Regions from separate parts of the Homo sapiens genome. Here region 1 is linked to region 2. A link is a loop called in an ENCODE intact Hi-C map of the cell type or tissue named here. Cell type or tissue: dorsolateral prefrontal cortex. All regions are shown on one strand. Links, peaks and the distances in the headings refer to the core of each region. The heading gives the core; the rest is flanking DNA.

What was found. Peaks named below come from ENCODE experiments on the same cell type or tissue, not always from the same donor. Only the 100,000 strongest peaks of a DNase experiment are listed, where the experiment ranks them.
Region 1: a loop joins it to region 2, with 2.6 times the contacts of the local background. A loop is called at or near these places in 3 of 110 quality-filtered maps.

Annotation. Positions count from the first base shown.
Region 1 is chr16:74,570,264-74,581,092 of GRCh38, forward strand. All of the region lies in intron 1 of GLG1 (golgi glycoprotein 1), which reads right to left. Among named protein-coding and RNA genes, the nearest start is that of GLG1, 31 kb to the right of the region's middle. In dorsolateral prefrontal cortex, for the core only: a CTCF peak has its summit at 5,352; no DNase peak of the experiment used is centred there; H3K27ac peaks cover 2,459 bases.
Region 2 is chr16:74,497,244-74,508,072 of GRCh38, forward strand. GLG1 (golgi glycoprotein 1) reads right to left here. Exons shown (of 26, transcript NM_001145667.2): 4 at 6,288-6,503. Among named protein-coding and RNA genes, the nearest start is that of CLEC18B, 81 kb to the left of the region's middle. RefSeq lists an enhancer at 8,444-8,943. In dorsolateral prefrontal cortex, for the core only: no CTCF peak of the experiment used is centred there; no DNase peak of the experiment used is centred there; H3K4me3 peaks cover 1,511 bases; H3K27ac peaks cover 6,519 bases.

The sequences.
Region 1 (10,829 bases), core at 1,613-9,612, 73 kb after region 2:
GTGCAAAAACATCATAAAACCACCAGCTATTTGTCTCTCTACTGGTACCAGCAAACTACCAGGTATTTGTCTCTTTACATTTATCTTTTAATTCACATAATAATTGTGAAGCATTTCTCAGCCTCAGAAAATCTTAAAAGAAGCTATAGGAATAAACTGCTCAATAGCAAAAATGAAAGCCAAAAGACAGTGGAATAAAAAAAAATGCACTGAAAGAAAAATATATTCCAACCTAAAATTCTATACTGTGATGGATTTTTTCAAGGCCACAAATCCCACCTGCCCCCCTTTCTGAAAGCACAGCCCTTTGAATGTGACATTGTTGCTCATGCCATCAACAGATGGAGTCAGGCCAGGCACAGTGGCTCTCATCTGTAATCACAACACTTTGGGACGCCAGGGCAGGAGCATCACTTGAGATCAGGAGTTTGAGACCAGCTTGGTCAACATAGTGGGACCCTGTCTCTATAAAAAATCAGCCAGGTGTGGTGGCACACGCCTACAGACACAGCCACTTGGAAGGCTGAAGTGGGAGAATGGGTTGAGCCCAGGAGTTTGAGGCTACAGCAAGCTACAATCATGCCACTGCATTCCAGCTTGGATGACAGCATAAGACCCTGTCCGCCTACCACCCGCTGGCCCCTCAAAAAACAGATGGATTATAATTCCTTCACTCTTTGTGTTTTTTTGGTCTTTTTTTTTTTTTAACCACACCTCACTTGGCACTTTAACCTTTTGAATCTGGGCATGGCTACCTGACCTGCTTTGGTCAGTAAAACATTAGCAAATGTGACATCAGAGGACTGAAAAGTGCTTGTACACTGGAGCTTGTCCTTTCCGTATTGATTTTTGGACCCAGCCATGTGAAGGAGTGAGACAGCAAGCTAGATGATGAGACATGGAGCCCAGTTGCTTTTTTCACCCAACAAACTACCAGACATGTAAGTGAGGCCATCTGGGTCTGTCCAACCCACAGCTGACCTGCCAAGTGACTACAGATACATGAATGAGCCCAACTATAACCATGTATACCAGAGAGATAAGGGATCCCATTGAGTACTGCCCAAAAATCTGACCCACAGATTCAGGGGCAAATATGTAGTTGTTGTTCTTGAGTCATTAAGTTTGGGACCGGGTACAGAGGCTCACGCAAGTAATCCATGTTTTGGGCAACTGAGGTGGGAAGATCACTTGAGCCCAGAAGCTAGAGACCAGACTGGGCAACATTCAGAGACCTTGTCTTTATAAATAATAATAAAATTAGCCAGGTGCCAGCTACTTTCAGGAGACTGAGGCAAGAGAATCGCTCGTACCCAGGAGGCAGAGGCTGCAGAGAGCTGAGATACAGCCACCGCACTCCAGCCTGGGCAACAGAGCAAGGCTCCATCTCAAAAAGGAAAAAAAAAAAAAAATTAGCCGGGCACAGTGGTGCACGCCTGTGGTCCCAGCTATTTGGGAGGCTGATGTGGGAAGATAGCCTAAGCCCAGAAGATCGAGGTGTGACTGCACCACTGCACTGAAGCCTGGGTGACAGAGACCCTGTCTCAAAAAATAAAAATAAAAATACTAAAAAGATTAGAAAACAAAATGAAAGTAACTAACAATAAAATGCAAAAGAAGTTTGGGGTGGTGTGTTCCCAGCATGTGATACTGTGGAATAGATACTTGGTCTCTGTGCCTGTTTCCTGACGCACAGATCTAACTAAAAGCCTTGGAGTCTCAGAAGAGATAACTGTCTTTTGCATGCTACTGAATGAATTGAATGGTGGTGTTGGGGGTGGTGGTGGCGCTTAAAAAGCTAATTTAGGATGGGGCTAGTCACTGGAAAAACCAAGGCATGATTGGAGGGTTGGGACTTTCAGGCCCACCCCCAATCTCCAGGGAGGGGAAAGGGGCTGAAGGTTAAGTTGATCACCAAAGGGCAATGATGCCTAAGTAATGAAGACTCCATAAAAACCCCAAAGGGGCTGGGCACGGTGGCTCGCACCTGTAATCCCAGCACTTGGGGAGGCCGAAATGGGTGGATCACCTGAGGTCAGGAGTTCAAGACAAGCCTGGCCAACACAGTGAAACCCCGTCTCTACCAAAGATATAAAATTTAGCTGGGCATGGTGACACCCACCTGTAATCCCAGCTACTCGCAAGGCTGAGGCAGGAGAGTCACTTGAACTTGGGAGGCGGAGGTTGCAGTGTGAGCCGAGATCGCACCACTGCCCTCCAGCCTGGGAAACAGAGTGAGACTCTGTCTCAAAAAAAAAACAAACAAAAAAAAAAAAACACAAAACACCCCAAAGGACTGGGTTCTGAGGTCTTCCAGATAACTGGACACAGGTTCCTGGAGAGTGGCCTGCCTGGAGAGGGCATAGAAGCTCCTTGCCCCTTCTCCCATACCTCGCCCTATGCACCTCTTCCAACTGGCTGTTCATCTGTGTCCTTCATAATATTCCTTAAAATACTTGTAAATAGAAGTGTTCCCTTGAGTTCTGTGACCTGCTCTAGCAAATTCACTGAACCCAAGGATAGTGAGGGGTGGGAGGGGGTGGTGCCTGTGGGAAGCCCAATTTATAGCAGGTTGGTCAGAAGCACAGGTCAAACCTGTGTTTGAAACTGGCATCTGAAGTGACGGGCTGTCTTATGGGAATGAGCTCTCAACCTGTGGGATCTGATGCTATTTCCAGGTATATAGTGTCAAGGATTGAGCTGAATTAGAGGACACTCAGTGGGTATACACTGCAGAATTATCTGCAGAATTGGTTGTTGGTGGGGGTAAAAAAATCCATACATCTGGTGCCAGAAGTGTTGAGTGACTATATTGAGAGTAGATAGTAGGAAAAACTCTTTGGTTTTTCACATATCCTCAGACCCAGAAATAGATAATTGACACATAAGCCCAGCAAAAATATCTTTTAAGAATAGGGTAGAATGAAGATATTTCTAGACAAAAAAACCCTGACAGTTGGCCCTCAGAAGATCTTTACTACAAGAAGTTCTGAAGAATGTATTGTAGGCAGATGAGAGATGCAAGAAGATACAGGGAGAAAAGAAAGTGCTAAATATCTGGGTAAATATATTTTTTTTAAAAATTGCTTTTTAAGTACAATAATAATCGTATCTTAAAGGATTCTGAAAATTTGATGCCAGTATCCACTCTCAGACATTCTGATTTAATTTGCCTGAAACATCTGGGTATTACTATATTAAAAATCACCCTAGATATAACTAGGGTTAGGAACCACTGACTTAAATTTTAAAACTTATACTTATATATCTAAAGCTGGCATGAATCCTCATCTTCCTTCCCCTTTTATTTATCTTGCCTTTTTTTTTTTTTTTTTTTTTTTAAATAGAGACAGGGTCTCACCCTGTTGCCCAGGCTCGACCTCCTGGGCTCAGCTTCCCCAGTAGCTGGGACTACAGTCGCACACTACTGAGCCTGGCTAATTAGCCCTCCTGGGTTCAAGTGATTTTCCCACCCTGGCCTCCCAAAGAGCTGGGATTACATGTGTGAGCCACCTGGCCCAGCCTATCTAGCGTCTTTTTTTTTTTTTTAAACGGGGTCTCACTCTGTCACCCAGACTGGAGTGCAGTGACGCAATCTCGGCTCACTGCAACCTCTGCCTCCCAGGCGAAAGTGATTCTCCCAGCTCAGCCTCCCAAGTAGCTGGGATTACAGGCGCACACCACTACACCCCACTAATTTTTTGTAGAGGCATGACTTCTCCATGTTGCCCAGGCTGTCTTGCCTCTTTTTAAGCTACTGACTCATGATTCTCCACGGAAGTAAGCAACATGCGTGTGCACGCGCACACATACACACATACACTTATTATCTCTGTAATACAAAGTAGCTCAGCCTAAAGATACTAAAGGTCTAAAGAACACTAAGCTTCTCAGCCTTTGGTGAAGATGAAGTGGAAAAAACAATTACTATGTAATTTCTAATTATTTCCCATCAACAGGATATGACTATTTAAATTCAGAGGGTGTTCACAGTTGCAAGCATCCAAGAAAATCTCAGCTAAAGCTAACGCTAAACAGGTTTTCTGGTTAATGTTCTTCTACGGTATATTCAGCAAAATATTATCTAATATAAAAGACCAGACTGCAGGCCATCTGTTAACAGTAACAGATAGGGATACTGCATTACTCAAAACTGACTATGTTAACTGTTCATTTTCCTAAACTGCTCTGTTGACTAGCTATGAAGGATGGTGCTTATCATCTAACTCAAAATGCAAATATCAGAATTAACCCCCAAAGCAAGCCTTTGAATGATGAAAGATTTCCAAAATAATAAATTTTGGCAACAAAATCAAAATAAAAAAGAGGTAGAATCTAGGTCAGTGCAGTGGCTCACGCCTGTAACCCCAGCACTTCGGGAGGCTGAGGAGGGAGGATCATTTGAGGCCAGGAGTTTGAGACCAACCTGGCCAACACGGTAAAATGCCATTTCTACTAAAAACACAAAAAATTAGCTGAGCATGGTGGTGCACACCTGTAGTCCCAGTTGCTTGAAAGGCTGAGACACAAGAATCTCTTGAACTCGGGAGGTGGAGGTTGCAGTGAGCCTAGATTGCACCACTGCACTCCAGCCTGGGTAAGAGAGCAAGACTCTGTCTCAAAAAAAAAAAAAAAAAAAAAAAAAAAAAAGACAGAGAGAGAGAGAGACAGGAGGAATCCATATAAAGAACAAGAAGCCGGGTGCAGTGGATCACGCCTGTAATCCTAGCACTTTGGGAGGCCGGGGGGGGGGGGGGGGCGGATCACGAGGTCAAGAGTTCAAGACCAGCCTGCTCAAGATGGTGAAATCTCACCTCTATTAAAAATACAAAAATTAGCTGGGCATGATGGTGGGTGCCTGTAATCCCAGCTACTCAGGAGGCTGAGGCAGGGAATTACTTGAACCTGGGAGGCAGAGGCTGTAGTGAGCTGAGATCACACCACTGCACTCCAGCCTAGGCCACAGAGCGAGACTCCATCTGAAAAAAAGAACAAAAAAACACTGCACCTAACAGTTAATACAAATGAGTAAACTGTCTGAATCACACACTGATTTTGAGATGCACCATTACTTTACGTACCACTAGGGGAGAAATATTCTACCAATCATATGATGTCATAAAATTTAAGATGCATTCTGATTTCAAAGATGTTAAGATGAAAAATTAACAGCATGTTTTAGAATCAATAAGACATCACAAATAACAAAATATTATGACCAGGTAACCAGAGGACTTTTGCTGGAAGCTAACTACCAATATTAGAACTCAACCAAACCAAACATACAACCAACTGTAACACCAAAATACAGCCTCAAAGATCTCTCGCTCTGTTTTTGTTTGTTTGTTTTTTTGAGACAGAGTCTCCCTCTGTCGCCCAGGCTGGAGTGCAGTGGCACAATCTCAGCTCACTGCAACCTCTGCCTCCCGGATTCAAGCAATTCTCCTGCCTCAGCTTCCGCAGTAGCTCGCTCTTTATTTTTATGCTGTAAATATAGATATCAATGAGAAAATATTGATTTCATAGAGAAGTGGCAATATATTCAAATTCATCACCAACAAAAAAGCAGTATCACGAAACCATATACAACCAACAGTAAGCATACAAGCACAGTGTGCTCTCATGCTCTCTCTCTCTCTCTCAAAATTCCAAACTAGCCAGGCGCGGTGGTTCACGCCAGTAATCCCAGCACTTTGGGAGGCCAAGGTGGCAGATCACCTGAGGTCAAGAGTTTGACACCAGTCTGGCCAATGTGGTGAAACCCTGTCTCTACTAAACATACAAAAATTAGCCAGGCATGGTAGAGGTTGCCTGTAATCCCAGCTACTCAGGAGGCTGAGGCAGAACTGCTTGAACCCGGGAGGTGAAGGCGGCGGTGAGCTGAGATAGCACCACTGCACTCCAGTCTGCGCGACAGAGCGAGACTCCTTCTCAAAAAAAAAAAAAGTTCAAACTATTTTAAGTCTGTGGTGTCATACATACACATTTGGCCCTGGTTAATAAAACTCCACACCAACTATTAAAGACTGACAAATTCCGTGAATTTCTATAAAAATGCAAGACATATAAAGAGAATACAGCCAAACATTTTTCTAACTTAAAATGACACCATGATTTGGATGGATCATAGACCATTTTAAATGAGTTGCATGTACATTATATATTATAGTCTAAGACACGTGTCAGCAAATTTTTTCAGTAAAGAGGCATACCATACTTATTTTAGGCTTTGCAGAACACATACAATCTCTTGTGGTCTCTATGGCATCCCCTTAATAACCTTTTAAAATTATAAAAACCATTCTTAACTCCAGAGCCATACTAAAACAGGTTGTGGGGCTGGATCTGTCCCTTGGACTACAGTTTGCCCACCTCTGGTCTGAGATATAAATGGGGCATAAATGAGTGCTTCATAAAATAAGGTTGCTGGAGAAATTAGAGAACAAATCTATTCTTTTTTAAGGTACAAAAATTGCTAAACAAAAAAATAATGAAGCCTGCTGAAGAAAAAATTTTTATTGTTTTCATTTTAAATATAATCTTTGAGTATACTTTCTTTACTCATGAATGAGATACTGAATTGAGTAGCTGAAGAAATATTTTTATTTTTACCTCTTGGAAGAAACCATGTACCCTGCATATAAATTCTAACCACTCCTAATTTTTTTTTTTTTTTTTTAGAGGCAGGGTGAATGTCACTCTGTCAGTCTCCCAGTGGCATGAACATAGCTCACTGCAGCCTCAACTTCTTGGGCTCAAACAATCCTCTTGCCTCAGCCTTCCAGGCAACTAGCACCATAGGTGCATGCCACCATGCCTGGCTAATTGTTTTTAATTTTCTGGTAGAAACAGGAGTCTCTCCATGTTGCCTAGGCTGGTCTCAAACTCCTGGGCTCAAGAGATCCTCCCACCTTGGCCTCCCAAAGTGCTGCAAATACAGGTGTAAGCCCACTTATTTTAAAAAATAGACATTGAGGACTGGGTGTGGTGGCTCCTGCCTGTAATCCCAGCACTTTGGGAGGCCACGGCGGGTGGATCACCCAAGGTCAGGAGTTCGAGATCAGGCTGGTCAACATGGTGAAACCCCATCTCTACTAAAAATACAATAATAAGCCAGGTGTGGTGGCAGGCACCTGTAATCCCAGCTACTCGGGAGGCTGAGACAGGAGAATCGCTTGAACTCAGGAGGCAGAAAGTGCAGTGAACAGCAATGGCACCATTGCACTCCACCCTGAGAAACAAGAGTGAAACTCCATCTCAAAAAAAAAAAAAAAAGAATCCCAAATACAATAATGAAAAACTATAAAACAGGAAGGGGTAAGTATTCTGACTTCACACGAAAACATTCTTTTTATTTTTATTTTTTTGGAGACATTGTCTCATTCTGTCACCCAGGATGGAGGGTAGTGGCATCATCATGGTTCACTGCAAGCTTGATCTCTTGAGCTCAAGCAATCCTGCTTCAGCCTCCTGAGTAACTGGGACCACAGGCACTACCAGCCACCATGACCGGTTAATTTTATTTTTATTTTTTGTAGAGATGAGGTTTCAGTATGTTACTTGGGCTGATCTCAAATTCCTGAGCTCAAGTGATTCTTCCACCTTGGCCTCCCAAAGTGCTGGGATTAAAAGTGTGCAGTGGCTCATGCCTGTAATCCCAGCACTCTGGGAGGCCAAGGTAGGAGGATTACTTGAGGCCAGGAGTTCAAGACCAGCCTGGACAGTAGAGAAAGACCTTGTCTCTCAAAAACAAAACCCATTCTAACAGCAATCATTTGGATTTGCTCCTTGTTCTCTGTTAAAACTAAAAGAATGAGTAAGACACAATTTTGGTTGTCTGAGGTATTTTGTTTGTTTTTGTTTAATTAGACCTAAGTTGCAATACATTTGATCTCTTTTTGAAAAACTGTTTATTATGAGTATGTGATGACTCATGACTGATGAATAAGACTGAAACAAGAAGGAAATGGACGAAAATTGATCTCATTAAAGTAGATAAAAGCTTTTTGTAGAACTCAGCCAACTAATGCCATCTCCTGCAGCTACTGCCTTGTCCAAATACTCTTTGTGGCACCGCACAGTCCATTTTATCCTCTAGCTTTGTAGGATGTCTTACTTTATGAAGTTCAATTTCAGAGTAAACTCTGTCAAGTGTGTTTTATGAAGACTAAATGTTGCTTGTAATAAGTCAACGGATAATGTCTAATTTTTTTAAAAAAATCAAGAGAACAGCTTACACATTCTATTTAAAAATTAGGTAAATAAGAGTAAAGAGCTAAAACAGTTGAAATTGCAGAGAACTAAGACTGACTGTAGTCCTTCATTATCAACCTGATAGCGCTCTGACTTAAAACTATGAAGATGCATTACTTGGTTTAAAGGGAGACGAAGAGATTAAATCCATGTGCCTGCCAGAACACAGGCCTCCTTAGAGTATAGGAGTATGTTCTGAAGGCTGAATGCACACACAAAAAAAGCTATCTGATGTAGATATATTGATTCTGTGGTTTTTTAAAATCTTCCCCAATACAATTAACATGCAGTATCATAAGTCATTCTGTGAAAACAAGATTTAGGATAAGGTTTTTGAAATAACTTTTTCTCCAAAATGACATGGTCTCACAAGGCATTTAAGTAATCTTTAACAAGATGAAAATAGGTAAATGTGTCCTGAGAATTCTGCATTTATGTCTGCATTTATTAAGAGCCAGCTCTTATTGATCCATATGAATGGGTTGGAATCCTGAACAACAAGGTTCAGGTTTGCCCTAGGAATGCTGAGTTGCAATAACGTACACAAGCTGAGAAGTTAAATTCATAAGTTGTTTTTAAAACTCAACCCAGGAGTTCCAGGCTGTAGTGAGCTATGATCGCGCCACTGCACTCCAGCCTGGGAGACACAGCAAGACCCTGTCTCTTAAAAATACAAACAACAACAACAAAAAAAACAGCCTGGGCAACATGGTGAGACCCCATCTCTACTAAAAACACAAAAATTAGCCAGGTGTGGTGGCATGCGCCTGTAGTCCCAGCTCCTGGGGTGGTGGAGGCTGAGACAGGAGGATCACCTGAGCCTTGGGAGGTAAAGGCTGCAGTGAGCCGTGATTGTGCCAGTGCACTCCAGGCTGGGTGACAAAATGAGAACTTGTCTCAAAACAAACAAACAAAAAACCCTTGGCCAGGCGCAGTGGCTCACGTCTGTAATCCCAGCACTTTGGGAGGCCGAAGTGGGTGGATCACCTGAGGTCAGGAGTTCGAGACCAGCCTGGCCAACATGGCAAAACCCCATCACTACTAAAAATACAAAAGTTAGCCAGGTGTAGTGGCACACACCTGTAGTCCCAGCTACTAGGGAGGCTGAGGCAGGAGAATGGCTTGAACCAGGGAGGCGGAGGTTGCAATGAGCTGAGATTGGGCCACTGCACTCCAGCATGGGTGACAGCAAGACTCAGTCTCAAAAACAAAAAACAAAACAAAACAAAAAACCCTCAAGAGATCTTCATATGAAGACCTTAGCATGGCCACGCACAGTGGCTCACGCCTGTAATCCCAGCACTTTGGGAGGCGAAGGCAGGTGGATCACAAGGTCAAGAGATAGAGACCATCCTGGCCAACATGGTGAAACCCCGTCTCTACTAAAAATACAAAAATTAGCTGGGCGTGGTGGCACGTGCCTGTAGTCCCAGCTACTCTGGAGGCTGAGGCAGGAGAATCGCTTGAACCTGGGAGGCAGAGGTTGCAGTGAGCCAAGATCCTGCCACTGCACTCCAGGCTGGGTGACAGAGTGAGACTCCGTCTCAAAAAAACAAACAAAAAACCTTAGGATAACTTTTCCAGAAGAGCTGAATCTCATGTTGCACCATTTTTTAAAACACAGGCCTAAATCCTAAAGGCTATTTATCAGGTATAAAAGATGCTAAATCAAAAAACCAAATTTTACGCCTGTGCAGTGGTTTATACCTGTAATCCCAGCACTTTGGGAGGCTGAGGTGGGAGGATTGCTTGAGCCCAGGAGTTTGAGACCAGCCTGAGCAACATGGCACAACCCCCATCTCTACAAAAAAAACTAAAAAAAAACCAAACAAAAAAACCAAGCCTGGTAGCATCTGCCTGTCGTCCCTGCTACTCAGGAGACCAAGATGGGAAGAGTGCTTGGGCCCAGGAGGTCAAGGCTGCAGTAAGCCATATTCACGCCATTACACTCCAGCATAGGAAACAGAGAGAGACCCTATTTCAAAAAGAAAAATTTTTTTTAAATTAACTCAAAATGGATCAAAGGCCTAAATGTAAGATCTAAAACTACAATATACTGTGAAGCAAGCATAGGAGAAAAGCTTCATGACATTGAATTTGCAATAATTTATTGGCTATGACACTAAAAGCACAGACAACAAAAGAAAATGATAAAGTAAACTACATCAAAGTTGAAGACGACCAAATCAATAGAGTGAAAAGGCAACCTATGAAAAGGAAGAAAATATTTGCAGGTCATCTATCTGATGAGAGGTTAATATTCAGAATATATAATAAACTCTTACAACTCAACAACAAAATACAAACAGCCTGATTAATAAGTGGGCAAGGATCACCTGAGGTCAGGAATTTGAGACCAGCCTGACCAACATGGTGAAACTCCATCTCTACTAAAAATACAAAAAATTAGTGCACCGTTGCACTCCAGCCTGGGCAACAGAGCGAGACTACGTCTCAAAAACAAACAAACAGAAAATAAGTGTTGGTGAGGATGTGAAGAAATTAGAACTCTCTGAACTGTTGGTGGGAATATAATATGATGCAGCTGCTGTGAAAAACAGTATGCCCTAACCTCA
Region 2 (10,829 bases), core at 1,915-9,914:
GTGCCACTGCACTCCAGCCTGGGCGACAAGACAGAAACTCTGTAAAAAAAACACACACACACACACACACACAAAAAACCACATCGGCTCAAAGTTCTGGTCATAGTTCATGTCAAGACTGAAATTACACTGCTGAAATCTCTGTTCATTTGTCTCTAAAAACCAGGCATTTCCCAAATAACAGTGCTTGCTTTTTTTTTTTTTTTTTTTTTGAGACGGAGTCTCGCTCTTTCGCCCAGGCTGGACTGCAGTGGCGCTATCTCGGCTCACTGCACGCTCCCACTCCCGGGTTCACTCTATTCTCCTGCCTCAGTCTCCTGAGTAGCTGGGACCACAGGCGCCCGCCACCACGCCCGGCTAATTTTTTGTGTTTTTAATAGAGACGGGGTTTCACCGTGTTAGCCAGGATGGTCTCGATCTCCTGACCTCGTGATCCGCCCGCCTCGGCCTCCCAAAGTGCTGGGATTACTGGCGTGAGCCACTGCGCCCGGCCAACAGTGCTTTCAGTCAAGTTAAAAACCAACAAACCACATAATCCACTAAGAAGTTAGAGACTTTCTTGCTCCTTTCCCTACTCTGTGGTGTCCACAAACATCCCAATATGTAGAATCTGTTGTTTAATACTCACGTTGATGTTCTGGATTTATCTTAATGGGATTTAACAAGATTACCACTGTTTACACAAAACGCTTCTGAGAGTTTTCTTAAAAACCATCCAATTATCTTTAATTGTACACTTCATCATCCCCATAGCAACCACAAACATTCATTCATGCAAAATATGAGATAGTTCCCCTAAATATTTTCTATTCAAGAGTCCTAATCTATACTTACAAGATATGTTTCAACAATTTAAGGTATAACCACTAATATAGCAAACCAAAGCATCTTAAAATATAGTGCTATTAGCCCGGCACGATGGCTCATGCCTGTAATCCTAGCACTTTGGGAGGCCAAGGTGGGCGGATCACGAGGTCAAGAGTTCAAGACCAGTCTGGCCAACACAGTGAAACCCTGTCTCTACTAAAAATACAAAATATCAGCTGGATGTGGTGGTGTGCACCTGTAATCCCAGCTATTCGGGAAGCTGAGGAAGGAGAATCGCTTGAACCCAGGAGGTAGAGGTTGCAGGGAGCCGAGATTGCACCACTGCACTCCAGACTGGGAGGTGCAGTGCAAGGCTCTGTCTCAAAAAAAAAAAAAAGTATATATATATATATATATTATATTTTATATATATATTTTATATATAGTGCTATCATTTATACACACGCAATTAAAATCTTGTTATAATAAAATACCTATCTATGAAATAATCTGCATATAATAAAAAGATTCTGGCCAGGCGTGGTGGCTCATGCCTGTAATCCCAGCACTTTGGGAGGCCGAGGCGGGTGGATCATCTGAGGTCAGGAGTTCGAGACCAGCCTGGCCAACATGGTGAAACCCTGTCTCTACTAAAAATTCAAAAATTAGGTGGGTGTGGTGACACGTACCTATAACCCCAGCTACTCAGGAAGCTGAGGCGAGAGAATTGCTTGAATCTGGGAGGCGGAGGTTGCAGTGAGCTGAGTTAGTGCCACTGCACTCCAGCATAGACAACAAGAGTGAACTCCGTCTCAGGCAAAAAAAAAAAAAAAAAAAAAGATTCCTAAAACCAAGTAGCGTAACATCTACTTCAGACAAAATTTCAAATCAACCAAAGAATGTATTTTTTTCTATTTTAATTAAAGGATTTGTCTATAGCACCTTAATTTCCAAGTGTTTCCATGAAAGCTTTCGTGTTATCTCCTAACACACATATGAAGAAAGGACACAGCTCTGATATCTACTGCGGACATGAATGAACAGAGGCTCAGAGGAGTTAACTAACTCATTTGAGTTGTAGAACATGAAGTGTCTAGCTAACAGTCCATTATTTATTTATGGGGTTAATCTGGGTGAGTGGGTGGAGTCTATAAAACTCCTAAAACTTGTTTGTTGTTGTTGTTTAACTTTCATTTTTATTTATTTAAGAGACAGGGTCTTGCTCTGTTGCCCAGGCTGGAGTGCAGTGGAGGGATCACAGCTCACTGCAGTCCCAAGCTCCTGGGCTCAAGTGATTCTCCTGACTCAGCCTCCCAAGCAGCTGGGACTAGAAGCACACACCACCACCCTCAGCTATGGAACACTGTGTTTTTTACTGTACCTTTCCTATGTTTATATGTACTTATATACACAAATACTATACTTGTGTTATAAATGTCTCCAGTATTTCAGCATAGCCACATGCTGTACAGGTTTGTAGCCTAGGAGCAATAGGCTATACTACATAGCCTAGGTGTGTAGTAGGCTATACTCTATGATACTCACACAGTGATCAACTTGCCTAACAACACATTTCTCAGAACGTGTCCTGGTATTCTCATTGTATCCTCATCGATAAGCAACGTGTGACTAAATGTAACTACACTGGCATTAGGTCATAACAACACTTCTGGCTGGGCACGGTGGCTCACGCCTGTAATCCCAGCGCTTTGGGAGGCCGAGGCAGGTGGATCACAAGGTCAGGAGATAGAGACCATCCTGGCTAACACTGTGAAACCCCGTCTCTACTAAAAATACAAAAAATTAGCCGGGCATGGTGGCAGGCACCTGTAGTCCCAGCCACTCAGGAGGCTGAGGCAGGAGAATGGCATGAACCTGGGAGGCGGAACTTGCAGTGAGCCGAGATTGTGCCACTGCACTCCAGCCTGGGCGACAGAGTGAGACTCCGTCTCAACAACAACACCAAAATAAAAAAAAACAATACTTCTCTACTAGATGTTTCCATTCATTGTAACTTTCAGATAAATATTTTTTTCAAATAAGGGTATTTCAGGAGTTCCTCGGAGTCTCTGAGCTTTTAGTGCATTGGAGTTTATAACTGAAAGGCATATAAATATTTGACAGCGAAGACTGCATGGTTAGTTACCAAACATTAATTAAAGTGAGGTGAACTACACACCTGCACATTATGAGAAAATAAGCTCATTTAGGTTTAAAAAGTTATTAATACACAGGCTTGGCATATGAGTAATAAATTATCCTATAAATGAACTTACAATAATTTTTTGTTAACTTTATTATGGTAGAAAAACATCTGCTTAAAATCTACTGCCATTGCCTTGATCCGTTTTTAGAAGTTTGATAGGCAGTATTTTTCTTCCCCATATTCCGTGTCCTTTAACAACAACGGCCCCCACAAAAAAAAACAAAAAAAAAAACCAACAACAGATGCTAACACTAATCTCTAAATAGTAGGCGAGAACTCAGTTTTTATCTCTGCTATAAACCATTCTCTATTTCAATCCTTCTGCTGTCTTCTGTAATCTACCTCACTAGATAAAGGAAAAAGGAATATTAGAATTACTCAAATTAACTGGTTAAAAGCAGGAAATAATAAATGAAATAATAAATAATAAATGATACAGCTACCGAGAGAAAAGCATAAAAGTACTAATACTGTGGCACATGTCCGCAATTAAGTTCCTTTGTTGGCAGCCACAGTCTTTTTCTTCAGATGATGTAAATCATTTATATCTTTACTTTTGGAAATCTGCCCTTTCATTTTGACAACATTTATTATTATATAAAATTCTAAAGCCTTTATTAATGTATCTTCTTTGTTCTAAAATTTATATTAACATTTGAAAAAATCATAGTTTTGAAATCATGACATTTATGTGTTCATACAAAGGCAAGGTACAAACAGATTAACCATGAATCCTCTCCTCGGTCCTCTGGAGGAGGCCAAGTCAAAGCCAGTCATAGAAGAGTTTCAAGCTTCAGTGGCAGCAAATTTGAAACTGACAAGCCTGTTGTTTTCTGTGTTCAGAAGCTGCTTTGTTAATTTTCAGTATAAGTTTTCTATCTGAATAACTGGCTTCAGAAAAGCAAACTACGGGTTTTAGAAAAAGGCAGAGAAGAGCTGAGAACATGCCTCCCTCTTTTTTAAATTTGGCTGTAGTACAGAGTGAATGATATAGGAAGGAAGGTGTTTTTTCAGAAGTTCATGTGTGAGTCTATCTCACCGTCCCCAAAATACAAGAAAGCCTTTGATGCTGGTGTAGTGACCTGGTATAAACTGAAATTTCACCCAACTGGTAGACATACTGAAAGATTAAATGACAAAAGTGTCATTTCTATCTTTAGTCCATAGGAACAATTTTTATTATTTTATCTAAGTGAATAAACAATCCTGTCGTGCCTTTTGGCTCCAGCAGTACTATTTTCTGCAATCGTTTCAGTCACTACAGACTTAGTAACTCATACATGGAGGTGACAATTCAGAGAGCTAGAAGGAGGCTAATCAGCTGCTACCTTGGTGGTTACCAGGCAAGAACTACTCCACAGAGGGACTGAAACGCTTGGCTTTACTGCATGGAGCACTCATCACGAGGGTGAAAAAGCCTCATTTCTGATTCCTGAAAAGTATGTTTGGAACCCTGTGGAGACTTTAAAAGGAGCCAGGTTTGGAATTGGATATAATTTTCAACATCCTAAATAAAGTCAGAAGAGCTTCCTGAATCATCAGTGACTTAAGTGCTTTTGTGTCATTTTGAGAGTCTGCTGGGAAGGAAAACACTGCGTTCTTTATTAAAGCTGTCCTTTCTTTATTTGCCTGAAAGATTTATGCCAAGCCACAGAGTTTTTCAAGACCAACTCAGTGGTACACTCGGATAAGGGATCAGGCCCTGTGCTCATATTAAGGAAAGGGCATCAGGGCTTTGGTGACAGCCAGACAATACACAGCAAGAAACCCTTCATTTGAACGGTGTGCTCAGTTCCAGGATCCTAACACCATGTCCCCTTTGTCAGTGATAGACGCCTGCCAACCATGAACAAATAGAGGGCAAAGGGACAAATGGGTTTTATTTTCCATCATATTTCCTGAACAGTAGATTAATGAGCAGCAGCAACTAATAGGTGATGCCACAGGTCTCAGGGTCCCTCTCCCACTGGCATCCATTACTTTTCAGGAGTTTTTTTCATTTTTGCTGAGCAAACAAATTCAGAATAAACCTGGCCAGATCTCTATTGTGACCTTCTGTTCAGCAGACTAAGTCAAAAAATAAGATCAGATATAACTGTGGAAGAAGAAACTAGCTAGGTAGTTATTTTCTTTCCTGTCTTTACTAAAATCAGTTCTTCTGAGATGAAGATTAATAATATATCACATTTAGAGAGGACTTTTCTTCCAACTAACTAGAAGTACCTTCACATATCTTAAAATTTTCTGATATTTTATAGATGGACAGCAGCCAGTGTGCTAAGTAATTTTTTTTTTTGTTTTTTTTGAGACGGAGTCTCACTCTGTCTCCCAGGCTGGAGTGCAGTGGCGCGATCTCGGCTCACTGCAAGCTCCACTTCCTGGGTTCATGCCTTTCTTCTGCCTCAGCCTCCCAAGTAGCTGGGACTACAGACACCTGCCACCACGCCCGGCTAATTTTGTTTTTGGTTTTTTTTTTTTTTTTTTTTTGTATTTTTAGTAGAGACGGGGTTTCACCGTGTTAGCCAGGATGGTCTTGATCTCCTGACCTCGTGATCTGCCCACCTCAGCCTCCCAAAGTGTTGGGATTACAGGCATGAGCCACCGCGCCCGGCCAGTAATTTTTTTTATACTAACAGTGGGACATATGCAGAGAAAGATTACTGAACTTGGCCGGGACCGGTGGCTCACGTCTGTAATCCCAGCACTTTCGGAGGCCGAGGCGGGCAGATCACTTGAGGTCAGGAGTTCAAGATCAGCCTGGCCGACATGGCGAAACCCCAGCTCTATTAAAAATACAAAAATTAGCCAGGCGTGGTGGTGCATGCCTGTAGTTCCAGCTACTCAGGAGGCTGAGGCAGGAGAATCACTTGAACCCAGGAGGCTGAGGCTGCAATGAGCGGAAATCCCACCACTGTACTCCAGCCTGGGAAACAGAGGGAGACTCTGTTTCAAAAAAAAAATATTAGAGAACTCAGGTCTCTCCTTTGCCAGAGGCACATTACAGGTAACCAGCAGCTGGTCTAATATTGTGAAGATAACACCACTCTTTGCAGGTATTAATTCCTCTGCTTCCCATACAGTACTGAAAAATTTTGCTACAAACACATGAAATACATTGTCAACCAGCCTTAGCTCTTAGGGCTGTCTGGACAAGTTTCTTCAATTTCAACTTAAGGTCACTCCAGTCCTAAATTTTTCCCATGTCAGTTATACAAAGCTTTTCATACACCAAATTTTAAGACCCCTTTGTTGAAGCTAACGTAGTATTAGATACCTTTTCTCCAAGCCGAATACTGCCACATTTCAGAATGTTGATGTCATTTTTGCAGTCATCCATGAAGCCACAGATTAAACGGTAATCACTAAAAATGATGGCCGTCATCTTGGTAATGTACTGGTGACACTGATACTCAGTGATGTTGCCTCGGTGATCCACCAAGCAGGAAACCATGTAACCTTTTCCAACCGGTTCATCAGCACATTCTTTAATCTGCTCAAAATAAAGTAGCTGTTTTACAAAAGTGTTCCATGCTCGTATCAAACAATATTTATCAAAGAGAAAAATGTCTGAAATTTTCCTGTTGATTTCCTAATTCTTTACTTGGAAGAAAAAAAGAAAAATGCTTAGAAATATATCCAAGGAAAACATTTAGGAATACATTCATTTTAAAGAAAAATAGTGTCATCCCTACTCAGACTGTTGTGCCTTCTAGAAAAACCTGATTAATGTGTTTTGCAAAAGAATACCTACATATCAAATGCTTAGGTAATGCTCACTTCTAAATGCAGTGAAAAGAGCTGTTAACATCTACAGCTTTGGCATGGTCCTATGAAGTCCTTGTAACCATGCAAAAAATGCAGGAGACAGCGAGGGGATGAATCTAGGGAGGAAGATTTGACAAACAGGTGCAAAAGTGAAGTCCAGCTGCATACCCTAAGCCAAGCTACACAGAAAACTATTATTGTTAGGCAAACCTAAGGGCCAAGGAGAGACAGGAGGGAAGGTGTAATATTACTTCTTGACATGACATTATTATTATTTATCTTTTGAGGCAGAGCCTTGCTCTGTCGCCCAGGCTGGAGTGGAATGACATGATCTCGGCTCACTGAAACCCCTGGCACCCAGGTTCAAGTGATTCTCCTGCCTCAGCTTCCTGAGTAGCTAGGATTATAGGAGCTCACCTCCATGCCAGGCTAATTTTTGTATTTTTAGTAGAGACGGAGTTTTGTCATGTTGGCCAGGCTGGTCTCGAACTCCTGACCCCACGTGACCCACCCACCTTGGCTTCCCAAAGTGCTGGGATTATAAGCGTGAGCCACCTCACCTGGCCTACTTCTTGACATGACATTAATGTGTTCTAAATTAACTATGGATTGAACATGTGTTTTTGAAATCAGTAGAATCCAAACTTAACCGCTGTGGTCTGGGACACATGTGGTCTGGGAAACATGTTTAAAATAATGTTCAGTGCAGTTTAGCAAGAAGTTTGGGAAGGGGAACCTAGTTTGGATGGTTTAGACATATGATCTAGTGGATCAGGCACAGAGTGATTCTGCATGGTGGTGTTCCTGCAAAGTGCATTCCAAACCACAAAATGCTAATAAAGCAAACTAGCCCCCAAATGCTGAAATTCAGGCAAAAGTAAAACCTAATAATAGAATTATAAGCTTAAATTATAAAACAGAGAAGGGTGTTTGGAAAAGAGCCTATTGCATTTGGGGAAATTAAGACAAACTGAAGTGGCAATTCTGACAAGAGGAAGGAGTTAAATGGGAATGTTTATTTTGAATATAAACAAGAAACAGTGCTTTATTTGTCCTTTGAATGCAATAGAGAGCATTCTCCCCATTAGGCCTATCTATCACAAGCATGCCCATAGGGCAAAACAAACACAATCTCCTCTTCCAAAAGGTGCTGGATGAAGGACACACCACCGAGGAATTATCCTATAGGCAACAGGTTGTCTTCACCTCTAACTCCAGTATCAAATCCAGACCACGTAAATAACTCAGTTCAGAAAAGAAAGTTGTGTTTACTTCTAAAGGGGCAAACTTGGGAATTTAGTAAATAATAGTCTCACACTGGTTTCAGAGACAGCAGAGATTTTCAACAGTCAAGATGAATGAAATTCTTTCAGTTTAACCCCAAGTAAGTTTTTGTGATGCCTAAAAGAGGGCCATGGCTGGGCACGGTGGCTCATGTCCGTAATCCCATCACTTTGGAAGACCGAGGGGGGTGGATCACTTGAAGTTAGGAGTTTGAGACCAGCCTCGCCAACATGGCGAAACCCCATCTCTACTAAAAATACAAAAATTGGCCAGGTGCGGTGGCTCATGCCTGTAATCCTAGCACTTTGGGAGGCTGAGGCAGGTGGACTGCCGGAGCTCAGGAGTTCGAGACCAGCCTGGGCAACACGGTGAAAGCCTGTCTCTAATAAAATACAAAAAATTAGCCAGGTGTGGCGGCGTGCGCCTGTAGTCCCAGCTACTTGGAAGGCTGAGGCAGGAGAATTGCTAGAACCCGGCAGGCGGAGGTTGCAGTGAGCTGAGATTGAGCCATTGCATTCCACCCTGGGCAACAGAGCGAGACTACTTCTCTAAACAAATAAACAAAAAACCCAAAATTAGCTGAGTGTGGTGCCACGCATCTGTAGTCCCAGCTACTTGGGAGGCTGAGGCAGGAGAATTGCTTGAACCCAGGAGGTGGAGGTTGCAGTGAGCCAAGATTGCACCACTGCACTTCAGCCCCGGTGACAATGAGAGACTCCATCTTAAAAAAAAAAAAAAAAAAAAAAGAGGGCCAGGACTGTATTTCCTGGAAAAGATTTTTTTTTTTTTTTTTTTTTGCCGAACAAAACAGACTTAAGTTTGAAAAGTGAAAGGAGGAATAGATGCTTGAAAATCCCAGCACTTGTAATTCAACCACAGAAAAACACTGGATACAAAACAAGACTAGTGGCAGACACCCACTTAATGAAACAGAGAAACATTTTTCCAGGCCCTAATATTGAGCAACCAAAAGTTTTAAAACATCTCAAGAGGCCAGGAGCGGTGGCTCACACCTGTAATCCCGGCACTTTGGGAGGCCCAGGCGGGCGGATCACGAGGTCAGGAGACTGAGACCATCCTGGCTAACACAGTGAAACCCCATCTCTACTAAAAATACAAAAAAAAAATTAGCCATGTGTGGTAGCAGGTGCCTGTAGTCCCAGCTACTTGGGAGGCTGAGGCAGGAGAATGGCATGAACCTGGGAGGCGGAGCTTGCAGCGAGCAGAGATCGCGCCACTGCACTCCAGCCTGGGTTACAGAGCAAGACTCCGTCTCAAAAAAAAAAAAAAAAAAAAAAACTCAAGAGAAACCAGGAGCACATTTTGAACTGTAGCCTCAATAAGAAACTAAATGTAAATTTTAGCTTCAATCACTTGAGATTTTACTGAAACAGAGATGTGGCACCTACTCATTTTTCAGCTCACTATCCATTACAACAGGGCGTGGTGTTAGAATGAGAAGTTTGCATGTTTCTTCATTCTGCTGGATAGCACTTTTTCCTTCTATCTTACTAAACTTCTAAGATGAACAGCAAAAAAGGGGCACTAAATCATCATCAACATATTTAAGAATAGGAGTAAACTCTGAAGTGGCTGGGGAGCAGATTGAAAAGGTACCATGAGCAAAATGCTGCAGTCACTCTATTTTTTGACTGGAGCCAGAAGGAAAGCAGGCAGGATTTAGCTCAATCCTGGAGATTAAGTTTGGTTTGTATTAATAGTTTACAGGTATTCTTGTGATGTTGTTTTTCTCCCTGGAAGTAGGATTCCAAAATTAAGAAAGATGATAGAATGAAAATACAGAATGAAATGTTTTGCTGGAGACTGTGTTCTTCCTGATATTTAATTTCCCTGACTCCAGTATAATCTTCCTGTGGGAGGGAGAAGTGTCCTTGTTAATGCTAATCTTTTACAAAACTAGAACACCCCAAAAGGTCACAGAGGACCATCGTGATACACACATTATATGGAAACCAGCCTAATGCAAAGAGTGAAATTATTCTAGTGAATATGTACATACTCAACTAAATTTCCCTGGGCCAATCAAACTGGTATGTATTTAATGGGACACAAAATGGGGCAAAACAAACATATGCGGGTATATATATATGTATCTCTCCAATGTGTTTTTTAAAAAAAAACTACTTATGGCCGGGCACGGTGACTCATGCCTGTAATCCCAGCACTTTGGGAGGTTGAGGTGGGTGGATCACATGAGGTCAGGATTTGAGACCAGCCTGGCCAACATGGCAAAACCCTGTCTCTACTAAAAATACAAAAATTAGCCAGTCCTGGTGGCATGTGCCTGTAATCCCAGTTACTTGGGAGGCTGAGGCAGGAGAACTGCTTGAACCCAGGAGGCAGAGGTTGCAGAGAGCCAAGGTGGCACCACTGCACTCCAGCGTGGGCGACAGAGCAAGACTCCATCTCAAAAAAAAAAATCTACTTACAATTGTATAGTACCACAATATAGAGGGAAAATACAAACATTTAAAGTTCAAGCCTAGGAATAATTTGTTAGTATTTAGTTCAGTTATTAAGCAAACATCTTTGCCCTTGATATTTTAAAGTTAGAGGTTTAGTCCTATAGCTAGCTAAGGGAGTTTGAGATGTAGAATATTAAAGCTAGGAGCTAAAGATAAATTTTTCAACGATATGCCTTTCTGCTCGGAAGCCCCAAGGTAAATATGAGGGGTCACTGCTTTAAAAGAATAAAACATAACTGATCTAGTATTAGAAAGTTTGAGAAAACAGGTTCTACGAGTCC